Regions from separate parts of the Homo sapiens genome. Here all the other regions are linked to region 3. A link is a contact called in ENCODE Hi-C or POLR2A ChIA-PET data. All regions are on one chromosome and are shown on one strand. The core of a region is the stretch at or near the end of the contact, and the rest is flanking DNA. Distances in the headings are between cores, read along the strand shown.

What was found. A loop is a pair of places that touch in the nucleus more often than their neighbours do. ChIA-PET counts read pairs that join two places held with the same protein, here RNA polymerase II (POLR2A). Pooled maps may share reads with other maps.
Region 1: a map of ascending aorta shows a loop between it and region 3 (4-fold over the local background). The contact joins the promoter of IRF2BP1 here to the promoter of DBP in region 3. A Hi-C loop is called at or near these places in 1 of 168 maps with a recorded cell type or tissue (ascending aorta), 2 of 37 single-sample maps with no recorded cell type and 7 of 50 pooled maps.
Region 2: a loop to region 3 is called in a pooled map, with 8 times the contacts of the local background. The contact joins the promoter of CALM3 here to the promoter of DBP in region 3. A Hi-C loop is called at or near these places in 1 of 37 single-sample maps with no recorded cell type and 9 of 50 pooled maps. POLR2A ChIA-PET finds 5 or more read pairs at or near these places in 2 of 52 experiments (RWPE1 and activated B cell).
Region 4: a map of sigmoid colon shows a loop between it and region 3 (5-fold over the local background). The contact joins the promoter of HIF3A here to the promoter of DBP in region 3. A Hi-C loop is called at or near these places in 1 of 168 maps with a recorded cell type or tissue (sigmoid colon) and 1 of 50 pooled maps. POLR2A ChIA-PET finds 5 or more read pairs at or near these places in 1 of 52 experiments (activated T-cell).

What each region holds. Positions count from the first base shown.
Region 1 is chr19:45,883,115-45,887,583 of GRCh38, forward strand. It overlaps IRF2BP1 (interferon regulatory factor 2 binding protein 1), which reads right to left and starts at 3,027. Exons shown (of 1, transcript NM_015649.3): 1 at 494-3,027. The coding sequence starts at 2,660. The coding sequence ends at 906. RefSeq lists enhancers at 1-440, 109-208, 3,202-3,351, 3,502-3,741, 3,802-3,851 and 1 more and silencers at 2,282-2,521, 2,562-3,041.
Region 2 is chr19:46,599,179-46,603,541 of GRCh38, forward strand. It overlaps CALM3 (calmodulin 3), which reads left to right and starts at 2,152. Exons shown (of 6, transcript NM_005184.4): 1 at 2,152-2,259. The coding sequence starts at 2,257. It also overlaps the pseudogene PPP5D1P. RefSeq lists enhancers at 1,417-1,916, 3,645-3,714 and a silencer at 2,047-2,186.
Region 3 is chr19:48,635,695-48,640,112 of GRCh38, forward strand. It overlaps DBP (D-box binding PAR bZIP transcription factor), which reads right to left and starts at 1,685. Exons shown (of 4, transcript NM_001352.5): 1 at 1,162-1,685; 2 at 1-296. The coding sequence starts at 1,300. It overlaps CA11 (carbonic anhydrase 11), which reads right to left. Exons shown (of 9, transcript NM_001217.5): 4 at 4,401-4,418; 5 at 4,094-4,189; 6 at 3,855-3,927; 7 at 3,611-3,765; 8 at 3,194-3,359; 9 at 2,252-2,450. The coding sequence ends at 2,425. It also overlaps the pseudogene SEC1P. RefSeq lists silencers at 1-56, 177-236, 1,273-1,392, 1,623-1,732, 1,903-2,122 and an enhancer at 2,733-2,902.
Region 4 is chr19:46,295,037-46,299,047 of GRCh38, forward strand. HIF3A (hypoxia inducible factor 3 subunit alpha) reads left to right here and starts at 2,006. Exons shown (of 15, transcript NM_152795.4): 1 at 2,006-2,066. The coding sequence starts at 2,041.

The DNA of each region.
Region 1 (4,469 bases), core at 1,777-4,276, 2.8 Mb before region 3:
CCAGAGGCAAGAAGTAGCCAAGTTGTTTCTAGGCATCCTGTTAGTTTACCCCGTGGAGGTAAATTTCCTCTTTCCTCGGGCAGTCCCTCTAGCAGTCTACCCTAAATTCTCCCTTCTACCCGGCAAGAACCCACTGCCCATGTCTTCTAGGAAGCCTCCCGCTGCCTCTTTCCCCTCCCCACGTAGGCGCTGAGTCCTCCACCTTCCAGGTAGAGATAGGGGATGGGTCAGCTACAGAAGGGTAATCTACTCCCAAGCCTGTCTGTGGCTCCCCTGCAGGAGCCATCCCCTCTCTGAGCCTCAGTACTTTTATCTGGAAAACGGGCCGATGGCTGAAACGTGACCAGTGGGTCGCACTTGTTGAAGGTCGGCCGGCGGGACCGCCTGGGTGCAGGGCGCCACCTGGAGGCTACCGCGCAACGTCCTCGCCCTCGCAGGACCAGTTCAGTCCCAAAGGGGGCGCAGCATCTCACACAACTAAGGGACCAAGAAGGAAAAAAAAAACCCATCTTTCGGTTTATTGAAGGAGCAGAAGGGAGCGGGGGGTGGGGGGGTGGGAATTAAATGCTTTTGCCTCGTTTATAAAGAGCGAGTTTTCAGGAGGTCCCTTCTCAAGGAGGAGGGGGGCACCTCTCCCCCAACTACAAGCAGCAGCAAAGCCAAGCCAAGGAGGACAGAGGGAAACTGGAGGGGCCAAGGGACCCCAAACACCCCCTCGGACAGGAGCCACAAGCTTTCTCCCCCCACCCACAATGCATCTACCCCAGGGGACCCATCTGGGTGGAAGAAGGGAGTATGTACACAGATAGAGGTGGCACTGGGCTGGGTCGGGGAGGGAATAATTTATCCGCGGCAGCGGTGGGTGGCAAAGGGGCAGAGGGCAGTAGCCTGGAGGCAGTGGTAGCCTAGGGGTCCCGTTCTTTCTTAACTTTGATGTCTCCAGCAAGGATGGTGGCGATCTCGCCCTGCATGAAGGCCCAGGGCACGGAGGAGCCGACCAGCGGGCACTTGTCTCCGCTCGGGCAGTACACCTCCCCGGCCGGGCCCTGCGCCTTGATGAACTCCCGGGAGCAGGGAAAGCAGAACTTGTGTCCGGGCACCGAGGGGCACTGGACGAAGTGGGTGTCTTCTAGCCGCTCCCTGCACAGGGTACAGCACAGGGGGGCCCCAGGGGTCGCCCCAGTGCCGCTGCCACCCCCGCTGACAGCTTCGGCCCCCGCTGTGGGACTGACTTCTGCTTCGCCGTTGCGGGCCACAAGGCGATGCTGGGTTGGCGGCTGGGCCGTGGAGGAGGCTGCAGGGCTGGCGCCCCCTGCACGCACAGGCCCCCCGCCTCCGCCAGGGTCCTTGGGTGAGTGGCCCAGGGCTTCGGCCACATTCTTCAGGGCGGCAATGGGCGAGGGCACACCAGGGGTCTCAGCGGAGTACGGGCCGCCGGGTGCCACCCAGTGCCGTTGCTGCTGCTCCTCGGTGGTCATCTTCCCAGCCGCCTCGCCCTCCGGCTCGGGGGATGCCTTGCGACGGCGCGGCGTGGGCGCCAGGTTCCGGGATGGGGCTCGCGGGGGTGGGCCACAGAGAGCCGCAGGGGCCGGCTCTGGGTACTGCTGGGGCAGGGCCTCCGCGGGAGCTGGCTCGCGGAAGCTGCGGACGCCGTCGGTAAGCAGCTCGCCCAGCTGCCGCCATTCTCCTGATCCATGCCGGCGTTCATATTCGAGGTACTTGAAGCCCGAAGAAGCCAGTGCCTTGCCCGGCTCCCGCAGAGCATCGTGGAACATCTGGCGAGCCACTGCCAGGACGCCGGCGTACACATTGCCGGAACCACAGGGGTATTCGGTGAAGAGCTTCAGCTCGAACTCGTATCCTGGAGGACGGGCAGTAGCATCGAAGGCGAACACTCGCCCCACCAGCCCGTGATCCTTCTTGAAGCGCACATTGAACGGGGCGCAGGCGGACAGCGCCAGTAGCTGTTCCCGCACTGCTTTGGGGCGCCCGTGCCATTCCTCTGCCCGGCCTCGCATGGCCTCGTTCAGTTCTGCCAGACAGTCCGCATTCCTCTGCTGCTTCTCTTTCTCGAAATCGGAGCCGAAGAGGGGACGGGCAGGACTCAAGCCGGGTGCCAGCGTCAGGCCTCGGCTTCCCAGGCCAGACACTGCAGCTGCCAGCAGCCCAGGGGGCATCAAGCCAGGCATGGAGCCAAGCAAGGCCCTTCGCGCCCCCTCAGCCACGGCCTCCTCACGGCCCAGCCCATTGGCCAGGCGGGACCCCAGAGTGTACTCCAGGGCGGGCGAGGGCAGGGGGAGGCGGCCTGATGATGTGGCCCTGTCATAGCGGTCCTGGCCCGACACGCCGCCGCCGGTCCCTGACGGCTGGGGCTGGGCCTGCGGGGGCGGCAGCTGGGGCCCCTGTGCGGCTGCCGCCGCCAGGTCCTTGGTGGCCGGGTGCTTAAGGGCCGGGGGCCCGGGCGAGCGGCCCTCGGGGAGCACGTGGCTGCGCTTGAGCTGGCGGGCGGCATCGATGAGCAGTTCGATGCGGTCCGCGCCCTCGAAGTTCACGCAGCCGCGACACACGGCCTCGCTGAAGTCCCACACCATGGCCCACGGCATCTTGGGCAGGTCGCACAGGTAGCACCACTGGCGGCGGGACGCCTGCACAGACGCCATGGCCCCAGTCCGCGCGCCGCCCAGCTCCCGCGTTCCACCGGCCGCCGACGTGCGATCCGCGCCGCCAACGTTCGATCCGCGTCCCGGGGACAGCGCGAGCCACGGTCCGGCCTCCGGCTCGGCCTCCCCGCCGGATCCAGGCCCGGCCCCCCTTCCCCGCCCCCTGGGCCCTAAGCCTTTCTGCTCACTCCCGCCTCCCTCGCGAAGGCAGGCTGAGGCACGTCGGCGCCCCCGCCCGGTCCGGGCTCCGAGCCGAGGCGCACAGCTCGGGCCCCACGATGGGCCGCGAGCGCCGCCGCCTCGGGCTCCCGCCGCTCTCGCCGCCGCCGCTGCAACGGCCGCCGCCGCCTCCACCTCCTTCTTCTGCCCCAGAGGCCGCTTCGCAGGGAAAGTTACATAACACGCCTGCAAAGCCTTCTGGGAAACGTAGTCCCGCCGGGGCCGGCTCTTAAAGGGAACGGCGGGCAGACGCGGGCTGGGGGGGTTGTCGCCTCTGCCGGCGCAAACCTTACAACCTTCTCCGTGGGGCCGGAGTTCAGCGCGCCGCAAGATGCTGGGACACAAAGGTGGTAGGCGAGGATGCAATACAAATGATCAGAGCTACTCCGGATTCAGAAATTGTGGGGGTGGGTGGACAGGCTTCCGGGCTTCCAACTTCTGCTCGGATTTGCTGTGCAGCTTTAGGCAAAATGTCTTGCCCTCTCTGAACCTCAGTTTCCCCGCCCAGCAAAGGTGGGCCAATGACGGATTAGGAAAGTAGCAGCTTCTGGGGCGGGGCGGAGAAGCCCTGATTGGCTTCAGAGCAGGGACGGGAAGCTGGCAACTAGGTGGGGGTGGGGGTGGCCACCTGGCACTTCGTCCTCCCCCCGGAATCCTAGATATATGCTTCTGGGGCCCGCCACAGCCAGAGAAGGGAGAGGACTAAGGGCTTCCGAGCCAGAGCCTTGTCTCAGTTGTTTCTCTGCTAAAAGAGTGGGGCGACTGGCCGCCCTCTAACCCTGTCCCAGCTCTGCCCGCGCGCTCTGGTCTCTAAAGGGTTACACCATCGGGGGCTCGGCGTCCCCCACCCGCTTCACTACAATTCCCAAAATGCACTGCGGGTCGGACATAGTGACGCACTTCCGCCCTCTGGGAGGTTTGGGGAGGCCTTCCAGATTCACGCTACTTTCCCGGCTACCCCCCGCCCCCCCACTTTTCTGGGGGCTCTTTACGTGCATTCGGAGCGTGGCGTTTGGGGGACCCTTATCTTCTGTTGCTCCCCAGTTTGAGGGAAGAGTAAGGGGTTAAGAAGTGACGGGCAAGAGGAGGGAGTTGCTGGGGAAGGGCAAACACCAGACCAACCTTTCCCCAACCTTGAGCGCTCACTACCTGGAAGGCCCAATCAGGCTGTGAGGACCCTTCTTCTTTCCCAGGCATTGGGAACTGGACGAGGCTGTCTTTGGGGAAGGGCGGAGGCGGGTCTCCAGGTTCCAACCCACAACAGCCCCTTTCTCTAGGCCTGGGTCCGTGTTAGGTGCTCAAAAATATTTGAATGACGTACCAGTTGGCCCTGGTTTTGTCTAGTGAGGGGCTGCTTGTCCCTTCTCCTCCCGTCCCACTGGAACCGCAGCAGCTCTGATTCTGTTACCCAGACCTCACAATTTTAAAATGGTTTCACAATTTTGTCTACTACCTGTATTTGAACACTTTTCTCCCTTAAAAAAAAGATTTATCAGGCTGAAGTGGGAGGATTGCTTGAGCCTGGAGATAACAGGCTACAGTGAACCATGATTGCGTCACTGCACTCCAGCCTGGGCAACAGAGCAAGAT
Region 2 (4,363 bases), core at 902-3,401, 2.0 Mb before region 3:
ACCAGGTTTGCCTTGGCTCTATTAAAGATCAGAGCGTCTCCCATCCCGAATGGGGGAGGTCCCAAAGGGGATATCCCAGTAGCATAGGAAAGCTGGCTAGGGGTTCATTCCCAGGGGAGCTATGGAAGAAACCTCCCACAGCATGGTGCTAACGAACAGCCACTCTGATTTGGCATCTCCTTTGGCCAAGTTATAGAGTAGAGAGAGTTTCCAGGGCTGGGGATGGTAGTCCCACCTCCCCACTTTGTCTGTGGCTATTCTCAGAGGATATTTCTCCCTTGAGGCACTCCTGATGGTTGTATTCTTGTGATTACAGCACTTTGGGAGGCCAAGGCAGGCGGATCACTTGAGCTCAAGAGTTTGAGACCAGCCTGGCCAACATGGTGAAACCCTGTCTTTACTAAAAATACAAAAATTAGCCAAGTGTAGTGGTGGGTGCCTGTAGTCCCAACTACTTGGGAGGCTGAGGCAGGAGAATCGCTTAAACCTGGGAGGCGGAGGTTGTAGTGAGCCAAGATCATGCCACTGCACTCTAGCCTATGTGACAGAGCAAGACTCCGTCTCAAAAAAAATACAGATCTTGTGTGAACTAACAGAATAAGAACTCACTTGTTACCGTGAGGACAGCACCAAGTCATTCATGAGGGATCCACCCCTATGACCCAAACACCTCCCACCAGGCCCCACCTCCAACATTGGTGATCACATTTTAACATGAGATTTGAGACTGAGTAACAAGTGTTAGGATTAAAGGCATGAGCCACCGCGCCCGGCCATCTTCTTTACCTCTCCACTGTGTCAGTTTTATTTTTCTCTTCTTCTCTAGACACTTTGTTCCTCAAGATAGGGGGCAGAGTGGGAAAATGACCATAGTCAGAATCTATGGGAAGGACCCACCCAAAAGGAAAAGGCTTCTTGTGCCCAGGCTGCAGATCCAAACCCCAGGGAAGGACTCTCATTGGTTCAGTCTCCATTCTGTTCCAGGTGGAGCATAATGATTGGTCCAGCCTGACTCGTTTGCCCATCTCTTAACCATCAACATGGTGGGGAGGGGACACGCAGGAGACTGTCAGCTCCTATCCTAAACGGGGGAGGGGGCAGGGGTGATCATTTTCTGAGCTCCTATAAACAAAGTTTCAGTTCTTTTTCCTCCTATGGCTGGAACACTGGAATAAGGAAAGAGGTCGTCTGTCTGGAGAGGCTGGTTGGGGAGTATGGTCTCCCCAGCCCAGCCAAGCTCAGGTCCCTGCATACAGCAGGCGCCTAATTGATGCTTATAGCACGAATGACTGAATGAATACCCCGTTCCCACAGGCTGTCCTGGGATGGTCCTAATTTCACAGACCCTGAGCGGATCAAGAATGAAGCGGGCCCAGGGGTCCCGCCCACCGGCTGAGTGCGTCTTAGGACGCAGAGACAAGACCACGGAGGGCGGAACCTCTGAGCGTTAGGTGGCACCTTGGAGACCCCGCCACCTCCAAAGGCCCAGTTAGGGGCGGAGCTTCTAAACCCTAGCATTTTGGATTGAACCATCGTCCGTCGGTTAAAGGGGAGAGCCGAGAAAGCCCTTCTGCATTTGTCGCCAGCCTTTTTACCACCTCCTGGCCACAGAAACGACGTATTTGCTTCTCTAACGGCGACGCCGTTTCCCCCTTCGCCTCGTTACTCCTCAAAGCCCCACGCGGCCACAGAGTTCAGACTTACCCACCACCACCTTGCAGTGGCTCGCCCCAGTTTGACGCATTGCAGGGAAGGTCGGACCAATGGGCGCCAAGCTCTCATTTCCGCCATGGGCCAGGCCCAATAGTGACGCGGCTCACAGAGGGACGCGTCACGCACCGCCGAGCTGTGCCCCTCCGCCGAAGAAAGTGAAGTGGGCCCGGGAGGCGGGGCGCGCGGCGAGGGAAAGTAGTCCGGCGACGGGAGCGAGCGCGCGCGCGCCCGGCGGCAAACCCAATTCCTGTGCAGGGTGGGGACGAGAGATTCGCGGGCCCGTAGGTGTGGAGCGGGGCGCGGAGGGATCCGTGGGAGCCGCAGTGCGGCGGCGCGCGGGCCGGGTGGGGCGGGGCCGAGCGAGGCGGGGCGCGCGCGGCGGCCGTTGAGGGACCGTTGGGGCGGGAGGCGGCGGCGGCGGCGGCGCGCGCTGCGGGCAGTGAGTGTGGAGGCGCGGACGCGCGGCGGAGCTGGAACTGCTGCAGCTGCTGCCGCCGCCGGAGGAACCTTGATCCCCGTGCTCCGGACACCCCGGGCCTCGCCATGGTGAGTGAGGCTGGGGGGTCGCCGAGGCTGCGGGCTCTGAGGCGGGCTTAACGGGGCAGGACCCCTGAGGGGGCGACAGAGCCCAGAGTGGGGGGCGTCCGGGCCCGGCGAGAGCCTCGGGACCCTTTTCTACCCGCGTTGTCGGGGGCTGTTGAACCCAGAGCGGGACGTCTGGATCACCAGAGGTTTCCAGAAGCGACTTTAGCACCAAATGGGATGTTTAAGTCCACAAATGGGTATCTGAGCCCCTAAAGGGGACATTTGAACCCCGGATGGAGGATCGGGACCCTCAGTGGGACCCCTCAAAAGGATTTTGGACCCAGGATGGGGCGTTGGGTTTCAGGATGGAGGTGTTTGGACCCCAGGGGACGAAATAAGAAAGATGGGCTGGGGAGGGGAGCTATTCGGGCCCTGATGAAGGCGTTTGGTCCTGAGAGGATGCGGGGAACGGGGGACGAAGGGAGGCTGGGCTGCTCCTGGATGGGGTGGTGGAGGGTAGCTGGGCCCGGGCGGGGAGGGGCGACCCCTGGGCTCCTGTGGAGCAGAGGAGAGGGTCAAGGATGGGCGGTCACTTCTACAGATGAGACTCCCGAGGGTGGGGGAGGGTGGGGGAGGGTGGTCTCCAGAGCCCAGCACTGCAGAGGAGGAGGAGGGTGAGGTGCAAGCTTATGGGAGGAAGAGCCTGGGGTGGGTGGCAGCGGAGATTAGAAGATACTCTTGAAGGCTTCCGGGACGGAGAAGGATCAGGGTCGTGGAGGTGGTGAAAAGGGATGGTGAGAGTGGGGCTCGCCAGTAGTCGGGGGACAGGGACCCTTGGGGTTAATTTGGAAGTAGCTAGAAAAGGTTCCGAGGTTACTAGTGGGTTAAGACTGTTGCTCTAGAAAGACAGAATTTTTTTAACGGGGTGGGAGTGTTGTGTTTGGGTCCAAGAGAAGATGGATTTCCAAGGTGAGGGGTGGGGGAGGACTTGGGCTTGGGTGGTTGGGAGGTGAGGTGGAAGGAGAAAATGAATGGCAGTCAGGGGGGCCTAGGTTTGGGGGTGGATGTGGGTAGCACCCTGCCAGTCTCCAGGGACAGGCCAGGACAAAGACGGCTCAGTGTGGATGGGGAGTGGGCTGCAGGGCCCGGAGGAAGCTTTTCTACCGTCCTCCTTCCTCAGGAAGAACGCGGCTGGGTGGAAGACACCGGGGCAGTGGGAGCAGGTGGGCGGAGCTGTTCGGGCCCCTATTGCGCACTGAAGCCTCATGAAATGGGGATGGGAGATCAAAGTTTGGGGTGCCTCGAATGAGCCAGCTTTTTCAAGCCTAGAAGCCTCACTCTGTCGCTGCCCTTTTCAGGCCAAGAGCACTGCCTTTTCCCAGCAGGAGCGCCGGTTTTCTCATGATCCCCAGCCCCACGCACCATGCTGCACCTCGTCACTTGTGCCAAATGACAGTGCAGTACAGTGTGGCGTCAGTGACAATCAGATGCCTATTCCCGTGCCCTCGGGGTGGGGGCTGCAGAGCTTGATCAGAGAGTGCCTCTGGGGAGACCCCTTGATCGGCCTGAGGGCCACTTGTTCCATTCAGGGCCCTCGCTGAGCGTGTCTGTTAATTCACAGGGCTTTGAGAGAAAACCAGCAGACTAGTTCTTTCCTACTCCCTGCCACCCACAACACCCACAGCCCCACCAGGCTGAGCCTGGGAACCGTGTGCAGCCATCCTCCCTGGCAAGGCTGGGGAGAACAGGCAGCCGCTGCTGTGTATCAGATCTCATACTTGCTGACACAGACCTGATGGCTCCTCTTGCCGCTACCCCATTTTCCCCCAGCAGAACCTGGCTAAAAGGGGCCCTGAAGCACTAGCAGGCCCCCTACCTCCAGAATAGGACCCAAGCTTTGGCCACAACTAGTTTCTCTTTCTGTTTGTAATCAGCAAGGTAGAGGTGGGACAAGTCACTGGTAACTGGCCTTGGACTTTGGCCTGAGCTCTGTGGCTCCTCCTTGGCCCGGGTGAGGGGCCCTGGCCTTGGTTTCTGATCTCATCTAACACTGCTCTCTGGCATTGGCTGGGGGCTGGGGCAAGGCAGAGAAATCACACCCTCTTCCCTCCCCCACCTCATGGTT
Region 3 (4,418 bases), core at 435-2,934:
CGCGGGCGACGGCTCCGGCGACGGGCCACCGGGGGGCGGCGGGCTGGGCGGGAGCCCGTGCTCCAGCAGGAAGGCGTCCAGGTCTACGTACTCCACATCGCCGAACGGCAGCGTGCGCTCCCACAGCAGTGGCGCCAACAGACCCGGGGCGGGCACCGGCCCCGGGCGCCCCCGCGGGGACCCTCCGCCCACCACTGCCCCAGCCGGGGCATCCGCCGGGCCCGCAGTCTCCAGGCCTGGCCCAGGGGTTGTGGCTGCAGGCAGGGCCGCCTTGCGCTCCTTTTCCTTCAGGAGACCTGCGGGCCGGGAAAGACGGGTTGGGATGAGGGTGAGGTGGGGGAGATAGAGATGGAGAAGAGACCCCGAGTCCGAGAGGCACAGGGCGGAGATCCAGAGAAAGAGGGGACGGGGGGTCGGAGAGGAGAGACGGGAGAAAAAGGGACGGAGACGCAGAGTGGGAGAGAGACCCAGAAAGAATGGAGACGGGGGTGGCAGAGACAGGTGGACAGATTCACAGAGATGGGGACAGAATGCCGGGAAGGAATAGACACACAGAAAGACAGCGAACCAGAGAAAGAGAGACGGAAGTTCAGGAATAGGGGGGCAGGGACAGGGTAGGTGGAGGGTTGGGCAGGTGAGAGAAAAAATGACAGCTCTGTAATTTCACTGTAATTACCCAACCCCCATCCCCTGCGCGCTGTACCCCCTTCCCCTCCCCCACCATCTGTAAGGGGCAGGAAGGGGCTCTATTCCTGGGGCACATCCCTCATCCCTAGACTCCATGTGACCCCATGACGCCCCGCCCAAGCCCGTGTCACCACCGTGTGAGCACCCGACACACCCCCTCCCTGGGACCCCAGGGGTCCAGACTCCCGGACCAAAAGGAAGAGGAGGCTGGGGCCTACACTCTTGTGAACTAAGCGGGGAGGACGTTGGGGACGTTGGTGCCTGGGTCCTTAGGGTGGACGGGCTTCAGAGCCGGCGCTTTTGGGTCCTGGGCGCTAAGGGATCTAGGGGCCTAAACACCTGAGTAATTGAGTAGATTAAGGTTGGGAAGATGGACTCCCCGCACGCAGGTTTCTATGGGACCCCACCCCACGGCACCTGAGTCCCTAAGGGGGTAGGGTGTCCGAAGTGGGTGAGATGGGGGTTAGAACTCACAGCTGGCCGGCTCTTTGGGCTTGCTGGTCCCCTGCAGAAGGCTCCGCAACCCAAGCAGCGCTCCCCCGCCAGGGGGTGTCCCGGCCGGGCCGCCCAGCAGCAGAGGGGCCGGGGTCCTGTCGCTCACAGGCCGCGCCATCGCCTGGCACCTGCCCCCAGGCTCACGGGTTCATGGAGAGGCGAAGGGCTGGCCTGCCAGTCACCAGCACACTCCAGTGGTTTGGACGAGTGTCTGCCCAGGGGCGGGCGAGTGTAGCCTGCAACCCTCCAGTATCCAGAACGCTGCAAATCCTAGGAGCGACGGGGATTTGAGGTCCTCGGTGCAGAAACGTGCAACTCAAGAGGGTCCCGGGAGATCATGCAATCTGGGCGAGGGGGTGTCCAGATCAAGCGGTCGGCTCTTTGCAACCGAGGGTGAGAGGGGACTCAAGGCGCTCCTTCTACAAGGTGGGCGAGCCTGGCTCTTGCAAAATCTGCAGCTCTCGCAACGGAAGGCGCTTTGCAATCTGCACCGAGAGGTGTGCGCGGAGGGGCGGAGGAGGGGGCAGGAGGAGGCGGCCGCCTTGAGGCGTGGCCAAAGCAAACTTCTTTCGCGGAAAAAAAAATCCAAACCAAAACACCCGACGCCACAGCGCGCGCCCCTCCTCCGGGTCCCCGCCCGGCGCGTCCAGCCCCGCCAGCCTCTATGGGCATGCAACCCAGCCGCGTGCCTCCCTCCGGCTGCAAACACGGACCAATCGTCTCCGACACCTTGAGACGCACAGCCAATGGGGCCTCTGGGTCCGCCAGGGCCCAGGAGGGCGCGTGAGGGGCTCAGCGCGTGAAGTTGCCTTGCCTTTCGGTGGGAGGCGGGACACTGACCTACATTTGCCCAATGGGAGGCGGTACTGGGGGGCGGGACCGTGACCCAGTTTGGGCCAATGAGGCAGGCGGGAGGGGGAAGCACATGGCTCTGCTCGTGCTGCCTGATGGCGAGGGGGGTGATGGGGGGAAAAGGGGCGCCGCTTAAAGGGGCCGCGGTCCTAAAGATGGTTTTGAGAAGCAGGAAGCCAAAATACCGAGAGCGGAGGTTTAGAAAGAGGAAGATTGGTTTCCGGAAGAAGTCTGTTCTTTAATACCCAAATGTTTCCCCACCGCGCCTAGAATCAGACCACTGAGAAAACAGGAAGTATTCTGTCCCTTTAATAGCTTTGTTTTAGGGGTAACTCCCCTCGCCTTGTGGGGAGGCTTAGGACGGGCGGGTGCAATCCTCGAAGGGGAGTCTCAGCGACCATGGGGGACACCATCCACTGTAAGACAGAGAACAACGGCAGGGGGCGTCAGTATAGGATGGAAGGGGCGGGGGGTGTGCAGGGGGCGTGGGCTGCGCCGCGCTGGGCCCTACCGTCGGAAGTCTGCGAGCGGGGAACCAGAATGTACTAGGTCGAGAAGCACTGGGCTGAACCACAAGAAGCCAATAGGAGGGGGGAATCGGGACGTCCAGATTCAGCAGTAGGCTGAACTACTTGAAGGTCTTCATGGGGGGGGGGGGGTGTGGACTGTACCATGTTGCGAAGCCGGGGGTGTGTGAGATTCCTGGGCTAAACCACAGGGAGGCAGAGGTGGAGGGAAGGGGTTGTACCTTGTAGATTCTCAGTAAGGGGGAAGGGAGCATCAGATTGTGGAACAGCGTAAGGTAGTACGACTTGGAAAGGGAGAGAGGATCCAAATTGTACCATTTTGGAAATTCACAGTAATAGGAAGCACAGAACAGTAGGTAATTGGACCATAGGAAGGCAGGGGTCAAGGGTTATAGACCAAGTTACAAAGCAGTGAAGAGGAAAGACAAATCGTGGGCTAGCAATGGCCTAGGGCTGGCAGGTGGACTGTACCACATAGACATGTAGGGAAAGAGAGAAAAAGAGACAGCTCACGAGGCTAGACCATATAGACGCAGGAAGGAGGATGGGACTGAATCACACTGAGACACCAAGGGGAGACACATATAAGAGGGTTAGCCCAAGACTTAGAGGGGGTGCAGACTGGACCATACCATGCAGGCGGTAGTTGGGGCCTCGGCAGCGCCTCTCGGGGTGCCGGGGGTCCCTGTTGCCCCTCAGTGCCCTGTGGGCCAAGGGCTGCAGGGGCCGGCTGTTACCGCTGAGGCTCTGGAAGATCTGAGATGGAGGATTCTGGCTCAGGAGTCTCAGGGAGTGCATCTGCAGTGGAAGGAGGGTGGGAAACTGGGAGTGAATAGTGAATGGTCTTGGTGACGTCACGCAGGAAACCCCGCCCCTGGGAGCAGGTGGGCGGGGTCTGTTCTCAGCCCCACCCACCCCCAAGGTGGTCTGACCCTCTTACCTACTTGAGTTCAGTCTATGAGGAGAGGGAGGGCAGGTGAGCAAGGGGATGCCCAGGCCAGTGAGTGGAGTACCCAGGCCTAGGAAGGGCGGTGCGGACAGAGGGTCACCTGAAGGGAGGTGATATTGAGGGCCCGGTCAATGAGGATCCAGGTGACAGTCTCGGAGCAGGGCGGGGTGCTGAGAGAGCCCTGATAGGTGATGAAGCCGAAGGATTCAGGGAACAGGAGCTCCAGGCTCAGGTCTTGAAGAAAGTAGGCATCATCTGCGGGAATATCAGGCCAGAGTAAAGAGGGATGGCACTCTTGAACCCCCTCGTGTGTGACCACTGCCCCCAGCACGCCAGGGACTTACTCTTGTAGGAGATGCGAGTGATGGTGTCGCGGTTAAGGAGGCGACTGAGGAATGGGTTAGAGGTACTGGCAACCTGTGTGGGGGTACGAGGTGAGGACACAGGAGCCCAGAAGTCCAAGCCCTCAACCTTCTCCTCCCCCAGGACCCAGGAGTCTGGGCCTCCCAGCACCCCGCTTCCCTCAGACCCCGGGTTCCAGGCACCCAACTGCTCCCTCCCTCTGAATCTCGCCTCCGCTCACGTTGACAAAGAGGCTGAGAATGGCCAGGCCATTGGGGCCGCGGGAGGCAGCGCTGAAATTCCCGTAGAGTTCCTGGTTGAAGTGAATGAGCTGCACCTGGGGGTAGCACAGAGCATGGGGTCCCCCAGCAGAAGGGGAGGAGAGCATGACCCCAGCTTTGGGGGCCCGAATCAGGCTGAGGATTAGTGCTTAGGGTGGGAGGCCAGTTCTGTGGAGGAGGATGGGGTGAGACACTAAGAGGGTGAGGTGGGAGGAATTGGGGTGACTCAGGGCGGAGGGTGGCGGGTAAACAATCAGTGGCCACTACCTCAGCAGAGAAGCCCTG
Region 4 (4,011 bases), core at 756-3,255, 2.3 Mb before region 3:
GTCACTCAGGCTGGAGTGCAATGGCATGATCTTGGCTCACTGCAACCTCTGCCTCCTGGGTTCAAGCGATTCTCCTGCCTCAGCCTCCCGAGTAGCTGGGATTACAAGGGTGTGCCACCACACCCGGCTAATTTTTGTATTTTTAGTAGAGATGGGGTTTCACCATGTTGGCCAGGCTGGTCTTGAACTCCTGACCTCAGGTGATCTGCCCGCCTCAGCCTCCCAAAGTGCTGGGATTACAGTCGTGAGCCACCATGGCCGGCCCCCCTTTATAATTCAGACTGCTCCTTTTCTAACATCCCACCTGCCTCTACACTGAGGGTTGAAAGCTGATTTCTCTATCAAGATTCTTTTGGGTGCAAGTATCTAAAATCCATTCAAACGAATCTAAGCACAAAGCAAATAAGGCAATAGTGAATGAAGCAATATTTGACAAAAGCAACAGCAAAAAAAAAAAAAAAAAAAAAAAAAAGCCCATTGTGGGTTTCATTTGAAAAATCCAAGAATTAAACTGGAGTTCAGGTATGGCTGGATCCAGGCACTCAAGTGCTGGTGTCAAAACTGCCTTTCACAATCGTTCATTTCTGCACAATCTCTTTTGCACTGAACCTCATCTCATAAAGCCTCTCCTCTCTTTGTGGCAGTGTGAGCCCCATCTGCTCCATCTGCCCAGCAATTCCAGCAGACATAGAAAATCCTCTTTCCTAATGGTTTCAGCAAATGTCTCAGGGTTGATTCTCATTGGGCTAAATTAGGTAACATGCCTTCCCTGAACCAATCACTGTGGCCAGGGAAGCAGACTCAACTGATTAGCCAGGTTTGGATCCTATGTCCATCCCTGGAGCTGGTGAAGGCAGAGCAGTGGCCAAGCCCTATTCAAATTAAATAGATGAAGAGGACAGAGAAGTGGTTTCCCAAAAGAAAACAGAGTGGGGAACTGGCGTGAGCCGGGGAGCCGTGTGGATTCCTGGAGGAAGAGTGTGCTAAGCTGTGGGAACAGCAAGTGCAAAGGCCCTAAGGTGAGCAACTTGCCTGGCAAGTTCAAGGTTCAACAAGGCCACTTCTGCTGTAGTATCCTCTTCCCTGCCAACCAAATCCAGAATAGTGGTCCAACACACACACACACACACACACACACACACACTCTGTTCCTTATCCAACTGTAATGCTTTCACCCTTGCTTGGTACCTTTGTACTTCTCCCTTCATAGTCGACTAGTTAAAAAAAAATACATTTCTCGGCTCTTTTTTGAAGTAGGTGTGATTGAGTTAAAACATATTTACTTGACATAAGCTTAATTATTCATCAATGGGAACCTGAAAAGGGAGTCAGAGAGGCCAAGAGGTTAGGGTGGAGTAGAGGGGGTAGGGAAGGTAAGCTGGGGTGCAGAGGGTGCAGACTGGAGGAATGGGGGCGAAGTGGGGTATGGGACTGGGGTGGCAGGGAGGGGCTGGGGAGAGAGAGAGAAGGGTAGGTGCCAGAGGGCCAAGGATTGTGGAACTGGGGTGGGGTTGGGAGTTGGGGGGTGGGGAGGAGATGTGGGGTACTCTGTGAATACCTTAGAAGGGATAGAGAAGGCAGGGCTAGGGGTTTGGAAGGGGTGGGATTGGAGGTCAGAGGGGCTCAACTGGGGTTAGGAAATGGAAAGGTGAGAAGAGGTGGGGGTTAGAGGCTGGGGACTGGGGTCCAGAGAGCAGAGTGAACTGAGTGGGTTCAGAAGAGTACTGGCGTTGGCACTTCAGAGGCTGGACTAGAGAAGGCGCGTTCAGCCGACGGTGCGGGATACACTGCCGAGGAAGTCCGCGGCGAGGGGCGTGGTTGGGGGGTGTGTATTACACGGTATCCCCCCCTTGCCTTTCCAAGTCTTTCCCTCTGGTTCCGCCTCCTTTTCAGGAGTGACATACCGTTGCCCAATCAGAGCCTCAGGCCTGGCGTGGCACAGCCAACCGCGCGGCGTGGGGAGGAGCTGGGGAGGGGGCTCGCAAGGCCGGGGAGGGGGCTAGGGGCCTCCGAGGGCTCCGGAGCGGCGACTGGCGAGCCATGGCGCTGGGGCTGCAGCGCGCAAGGTACTGAAGTTCGGGGGCAGGAGTTCTGGGAATTGGGGGGCTCTCCTCCTGGAGACCCCTGAGCTGGATTGTTGGGGGGGGTGGGGTTCGCGGGTGCGAGCCAAGAACGCCCCGGGGCGCGCAGTTGGAGGCACATCCCCACCGCACTCTCCACCCTTAGGGACTGCAGGGGTGGGGGATTCCCTACGTCTCTGGCTGCCCCGCCCCTCTGGCCAAGAGCGGCTTCGGGGTTCCCGATTTCTCGCTACCCAAGGCTCATTTACCCTCCTGGTTGGGGGTGGAACTTGGGATTCCTGATAAATTAGGGGTGATTGCATTTGAGCAGTCCCCAGGCTTCTGCGGGAGATATTCGCCCTCCACATATTGATCCCTCTGGCCTCTGAACCCCCCAAAATTGAGGGTATTCTTTGCCACCAGGTGCCTGGGATCCTAGGTGATATGGGATACCCCTAAATGGAGCCTTCCCACATATAGGGAGTCCCTTGGAATGGCATTCAGCTCCTGAGTTCAAGAGAGGAGAGATCTCCTCTAATAGTATGCTTCCTGACACAGTCTCCTAAACATTGGGTTTCCCTAGAAATGGGCAGAGGGGAGCCCCTTTCAGAAGCCGTCTGGGACCCTTCCCAAGAGACTTTTTGTATCCTTTCAAAAGCCAGAGTCACCCCCTTAAATAACAGGGAAACAAGCTGGACCCACTTCCCAAAGTCCAGCCCCTCATCTCACCCCTGCACCCCCATCCTGAGAGACAGGGGAGCCTCATCCAAGCTTTATTTTGGGGAGACTCCATGGCAGGGTGCTGTGAGCCTGCAGGCTGTGATGGGAACGCCCCCTGCCGCAGTACTCAGATGGGGTCATCCCGGGCAGAGGGTGGGTTTCTGGGTTCACTTGCCCAGCAGGTGCAGCTCTGCTGGAACACAGGGGAACCTGTGCCCTGGGGCCGCTGCCGGGGGGTTTTATCTGGCCATGTTCCCATGGGACCCTGGAAAATGTTCTAGGTCCTCAGCTTTCCCTGTCCAATGTGAGGCACCCAGTAAGCCTCACCCCCTTCCCTCCTCCCTGGCTTCTCAGGCCTGATTGGATCCATGCACACCCCATGTTTCTAACCGCCCCCATCCTCTCCCCTGTCCCCTACTCTATTCCAGGCCCTGGCTCTGGGCCTAACAAGGAACTCTATCCCACCCCTTTTGGGCCAGCTGTCGTTCCGCCCCTCTCAGCGCCCCCTCCTGGCTGGGTGGGGGCCCCTCTTGGCTGAGCTCGGGTGCCCCCCCTCCCCACCCAAGGCCGGCCCTTTCCTGTGGAGTCATCTCACCGCCGTGCGCACCCACTCGTAACTCGCACCCGGGTCCTGGCTGCACCGCATCCCCTCCTGCACCCCCTGGATGGCCCTTCAGCCAACGGGGGCCTGGGCGATGGTGAGTGGGCCCCCAACACCTCCTTTCCCCCTTCCCTTCCTCTAGCTGGGGCTGGCTGCCATCCCACTGTGGCCAAGGATGCTCTTGGGAAGTCCCTGGTGGGTACGGCTTGCAGCCCAGAGTGCCCAGTGAGGTAGTATTCCCGGAGAAGATAGGATTTTGGGGACCAGCACCCTACCAGATTACCATGTCCTTGAGAACAGGCAGAGTCGGGGGGCAGAGAGACTCCCCCAGACCCCCATGCCAAGTCCCTTTGCAAACCCAAACCCTGCCTCTGGTCTCTCAGGACACCTCTCTGCAATGCCAAAAGGCATCCTTGCCCAGCTACAACCTAAACCCCCACCCACCAAATCCTCTGTGCTTTTCGTAAGACGCCCCCCCCCAATACCCAGCTGGGTGTCAGAATAGAAAAGCCCAGAAGTAGCCCTGAATGTGGGCAGGGACTGCCTGCTTTTATTATGCCTTCCTCATGGGTGGCAAATTCTTCAGGGCAGGGAAGAGGTGAACTTCTCTCCTTCCTGGTTGGAGGGGGG